Linked DNA regions of Homo sapiens: region 1 is linked to region 2. A link is a contact called in ENCODE Hi-C or POLR2A ChIA-PET data. All regions are on one chromosome and are shown on one strand. Each heading gives the region's core, a stretch centred on a gene start or an enhancer-like site at or near the end of the contact. The rest is flanking DNA. Distances are from core to core; before and after follow the strand shown. Region 1 has its middle 180 kb from the start of RASGEF1B. Region 2 has its middle 90 kb from the start of RASGEF1B.

The links. A loop is a pair of places that touch in the nucleus more often than their neighbours do. ChIA-PET counts read pairs that join two places held with the same protein, here RNA polymerase II (POLR2A). Pooled maps may share reads with other maps.
Region 1: a loop to region 2 is called in a map of OCI-LY7, with 2.5 times the contacts of the local background. The contact joins two enhancer-like sites. A Hi-C loop is called at or near these places in 2 of 168 maps with a recorded cell type or tissue (OCI-LY7 and naive thymus-derived CD4-positive, alpha-beta T cell), 15 of 37 single-sample maps with no recorded cell type and 11 of 50 pooled maps. POLR2A ChIA-PET finds 5 or more read pairs at or near these places in 2 of 52 experiments (activated CD4-positive, alpha-beta T cell and activated T-cell).

Annotation. Positions count from the first base shown.
Region 1 is chr4:81,650,376-81,653,075 of GRCh38, reverse strand. No RefSeq gene overlaps it. Among named protein-coding and RNA genes, the nearest start is that of RASGEF1B, 180 kb to the right of the region's middle. Within about 2 kb of position 1,380, at least 4 of the 41 ENCODE cell types and tissues checked have a DNase peak (open chromatin) inside an H3K27ac peak, as active enhancers do; they include OCI-LY7, where a contact is called at or near this core.
Region 2 is chr4:81,560,983-81,563,682 of GRCh38, reverse strand. No RefSeq gene overlaps it. Among named protein-coding and RNA genes, the nearest start is that of RASGEF1B, 90 kb to the right of the region's middle. RefSeq lists an enhancer at 979-1,148. Within about 2 kb of position 1,427, at least 6 of the 41 ENCODE cell types and tissues checked have a DNase peak (open chromatin) inside an H3K27ac peak, as active enhancers do; they include OCI-LY7, where a contact is called at or near this core.

The DNA of each region.
Region 1 (2,700 bases), core at 131-2,630, 89 kb before region 2:
CACACATACATGCACACACATGCATGTATACACCCATATACACACACTCACATACCTGCACTTGTGGGGAGAGGGGAGAAGCAAATAATAGGTGAGAAAGATTGGATCATGGGAGAGAGGCTTGAGAAGCTTGAAGCTTTTGAGACATGAGGAGTATGAATCAACCTGTCATAAGAAGACCAAGAGTCATTTTTCCATCTTGTTTTTTCCCATCAAACACTAGTTTATGTGTAAAAAAGATAAGGAAACAATTGGGATATGATTTTTTTTTCTCCCACAGACACTTTGTTTTAACTCTAGTCTTTATTTCTTCTCAAAACAACTGTGGCAAAACTGGTTATTTGTGATGTCAAGATCAGAAAATACATAGTGCCAGAATTTTCGTGACTCTTGGATTTTGCCCTAAATTTGAACTTTTTTATTTTCCAGTTTGTTTTCCCACTTCCTGTTTCCATGGCCAAGAGCTTTAAAAAGATCAGAAAGTAATTATCATATAATACTAAGCTCATAGGAAAAATGGTTTTATGAGTCAGGTGCAAATTAATCAGAATTACATGTCTTAAAACATTTTCAGGAGGCTATATATAACTTTTCAGGCAAAAAAATGGGTTTGGTTCATCTGAGCTGTAGAAACTACAGTCAGTTGATGAAACCAGCCAATAAATTCCTATACTCTGTGTGCATTATGCTTGTAAGTGTCTCCCACACACACCCACAGTGCAGGAGGCCCAAACAACAGTTCTATGTGGATCCCCCTTCAGTCTGCCTCTTCCAGGGAAGAATTGAAGAGAAGCCAATTGTTCTGAAGATCAGAAGAGGGTTGTGCTTGGCTGCTGGCCTGTGGAAGAGAGAGAATGAATTCCATACCCTCCTCCAGAGAAGATATTCCGCCCACCTCTGTTCAGCTGCCACCTGCAGCTCATGCCACTGATCTCACCACACTTTAGGAATGAGAAAATAAGCGTCCCAGTATCACCTCCTCTAGCTATGGAGAAGATGACTTCATTCTATCTTTCAGTAACATTTCCGTGAGTTTCTTGATTAAGCCTATAAGGAGTTTTGACATCTTTATACTTAAAATAATTTTAATGTTATTTCTAAAAATAAAAATATCGAAGATAAGTGAGAACCTCCCTGAACTGCATCCCCTCATGACTGTATCCTACTTTTCACTCAGATATACTTCTCTGGGCCTCTCTTCATTACACCTTTTGAGAATATTCAGAGATATCTACTCCTTTAAGGAACTGGAACTGGTTGGAGGTGACAAAGCTCTCAGACATGCTGACTTTTTTTTTCTTCCCTGCTAAACATCTCTGAACATTGCATCACAGCCAGATCTGCCATGGTACGTTCTTATCTAGCTTAAAGGCATCATTGCTGGCCTGCCTTGGAGAGAAGACCCACTGATCTTCTCAACAGTGTATGACTAAAGCATAGAGGAAGGAAAATGCTGACAGTTGTGATTAAAGACAGGGGTGGTTTAAACTGGATGCAGGTAATTGTCAGGGCTAAAAGCTTAGGCTCAATGAATCATGCTTTCCTCAAAGAGAACTCATTAGTTATGGGGCCCTTAGGAACTTGTTCTACTTTATGGAACCAGGATAAGGTGAAAAGAGAGGTATGGAAAGGGGAACTAATAAGTACCTTTTGAGCATTAGCTTACAAAGAAACTGTGGGTATTTGCTTTCACATAGTAAAGAGTTAGATAAATTTGCTTCTCTACTGAATTGACTGTCATTTTATAGATACAACCATAATTAGGATCATTTGTTTTCATGATATGTACTTTTGGATGACAATTGTCAGTCCAGAGGGTCAATAACTGAGGCCAAGAGCACTTGGCATGTGGAATGAATCATTGGTGCCTATCTCCCTTTTAACAGGAGAGATAAGTTGAGAATTTGAGGCTAGGTGCGGGATTTCCTAAGACTCTTCCTAGCCAGGGGCAGTGGCTTACAGAATGTGTTAAGTAGAGCATTTCCTCATTCAACAAGTATTTACCGAGTTGGGCACTGTGCTAGATGCTGGGAGTAAACAGAAGAGGCATATCCCTAACCTCATGGAGTCTCTAGATCAGCAGGAGGGAGGCACATCAAATATTTGCCCTGGCAGCTGGAACACCCAGACTTTCTATGGGCCCCCACCAGCTTCAGTAAGAGCTCTGGTTTCTCAACTGTCTGTCAAGAGTGTCTTCAAAGTCTGGCTCACTGGCAGGCTGTATCATTATCACCTGGGAAGCTTGTTTACAATGCATATTTCTATGACTAATCCCAGTTTTAAAAAATAAAAATCTCTGGCTTTTTAGCAAGCTTTCCTAAATATTTCTGATGCCATAAATTCTATCTTTGCACATTTTAACAGTGAGTGATAAGGCTTTACAATGTTTCTGCAAGAGGGAACACATGAGAAAGTGTGTTGGTTTGTGGAGAACACTAGATTTGTGGTTTCCAGATGCAACTTTAAACGTTGGTTCCTCTAGTTACAACTTTGTTTTTGAGTCTTAATTTTTTCATCTTTTAGCTTATTGAAGGGTTCATGTAATAGTGCCAAGTCCAGAGTCTGTGCTTACTTCTTTTGGCTTCTGTATTTAATTAGTAACTAGTTACTCATAAACAATGTTAAAACAGAAGCCATTGACAGGGAGAAGAAATTTGTAATATTTGTAAATAATAGATAAAGTACTATTGTTCACAATAT
Region 2 (2,700 bases), core at 178-2,677:
ATAGAGCTCATCATTTTGTATATATAGTACAAGTTTGTAACATCTCTACATATCATAAATATTTTTGCTTTGCAACATAATCTCCATTAAGAGCTCAATTATTGCCTAGTATATTGAAAGGGTATATGTCAATGTGTATATTTATTGGTCATTGTACATATCAGTGTATTTAGATTTTTCCACTTATTTTGTGAATTTATGTATTTGATATTTGAACATAATTTTTTTTACCAGATTGTTTTAATTTTGCCTTAATATTTTATTTTCTTTTGTCAGTTTTAACCATATTGTATAAATTATACAAGATAAATTCATTTTTCTAGCAAGATGTATTTTACAAAGATATGAACTAAAAAATAGAATTCATTTGGATGGAAACTTTCTTGACAGCACCCTGTGTGAAAACACTAATCAAAGACATCTGAGGTTGTTTTGTTTACTCAGATGTCAAAAAGTTTTTTCTCTCTCATCTTGCTTATTTTAAACTTTGTCTTCCTTTTCTCATTCGAAATAATGATTTTTAAAAGGCTATTCCTTTTCTGAATCTCCTGTATTCTCCAACCTATAAATAAAATCCTTCGACTCCTTTTGAAGTAGCAGTGATTCAAGCCTTATACTTAAACCAGGTGTATTGTTTTTATATTTATTGGTAATATATTACTTCATGGCATCCAAATGGATAAAGAGAATTTTGTTCACAGAATGTCCATACTAGAGGGAAATCTACTCACCATTGATCTTCCTCACAGATATCTTGAGAAAGAAAATATAGCTTTTATTCCTCTGTTTCTGAAGTACATGGAAACTATAGCAAGGAATTTAAGGTCATATTATATCACTTATTAAATGTATTAGGATTTATTAGTTGTACCCATCTAGCATGATTTTCAGTAAGAGGAGAAACTTCCATGTGGAGACTCAATAATAGATTTAAAATACCTGAGTCAGGTATTACACTTCTCTCAAAGATTTAAGGCATCCTTGAAAAAGAGTCTAAATGCAATAAGTTAGTGTAATATAACCAGTCTGCTGTGGAACACTTTCACCATGTCAGATCTCCCAGTAACAGGTTTTCTGAACTTGGGCTAGTGACAAGCTTACCTAGGCCTCAGTTTCTTCATTTGTAAAATGAAATGATTTGGTTCCATGAGGAGGCTGTAGATAAGCACAAGGTGCTACTCCTGGTTAGAATCTCAAAGAGAGTCAACATTAGAATGTTGATCTGAAAAAGCTGATATAGGAAGAATATTCTTCAGTTATGACATAGACTCCACCATTTATACAGGTTGGAGGGAAAAAATACTTTCTCATTTTCATGATTACAGCTGCTGGTTTCATTTCCTCCTTTGTAGGAACCCCCTGTTTTTACGTACAGGAAGGATGCTTGAAATAGAAGTGAAAGCAGAAACTCCAGGCAATATAGGAAACACCAAGTGAATGTATATGCCTGCAAGGGGACCTAGCTCTTTATCATTCTGAGTAATTTGGAAGGAAAGGTATTTAACAATGTCTGCTTCCTCAAACAATACCTTCCTTAGGTGAATGTACTGCCTAAAAGGTATTAAACATCTGAGTCCAAATTTCAAAGTAGAATTTCCCAAGGAATTTTCTTATAATAGAAATAAATGTTGTCACCTACTATCAGAGGTCAATTGAAATTTTTTGTTATAAATTCCTATCAACTTACTATTAGTAATTAAATAATTAGGGGCCTTTGAGTAGAAAGGCTGTCAAATGAGACTGGCAATACAGATGGCTTGTAAAGAGAACAGAGTCACCAAATACTTCTTAATGAGTAGCTAGTTCAAGGCAATCCAAAGCACCTCTCTATTTTGCCAAGCATGTTTTTGGTATGGTTATGGACATGGTGCTCCTGCAAAGACATTGCCCCAAATTCGGCATCTTTCTACATGGTTGCTTATGCTTCAAGCTGTTTAATAGCCACAGAGCCCTCCAAGGCTGGGCCTAGATTAGCATTTTTGAATCTTTTTTGATTATAACCCACAAAAGAAATGCATCCTAAACCATGATCCAGGACTCCCATATGTGAATGTATGCTTGTACGTATATCTACGCCAGTCAGAACGGTGATTTTTAAAAAGTCAAGAAACGACAGATGGTGGCAAGGTTGTGGAGAAGTATGAGCACTTTTACACTGTTGGTGGGAATGTAACTTAGTTAAACCATTGTGGAAGATGGTGTGGCTATTCCTCAAAGATCTGGAACCAGAAATATCATTTGAACCAACAATTCCATTATTGGGTATATACCCAAAGAAATATAAATCATTCTATTAAGAAGATATATGCATGTGTAAGTTCATTGCAGCACTATTCACAATAGCAAAGACATGGAATCAATAGAAATGCCTATCAATATACTGGATAAGGAAAATGTGATACATATACACCATGGAATACTATGCAGCCGTAAAATAGAATGAGATCATGTCCTTTACAGGGAGGGACATGGATGAAGCTGGAAGCCGTTATCCTCAGCAAACTAACACAGCAACAGAGAACCAAACATGGCATGTTCTCACTCATAAGTGGGAGCTGAACAATAAGAACACATGGACACAGGGAGGGAAACAACACACACTGGGGCCTGTTGGGGGTGGGGTTGGGGGAGGGAGAGCATTAGGAAAAATAGCTAATGCATGCTGGGCTTAAAACCTAGATGACGGGTTGATAGGTGCAG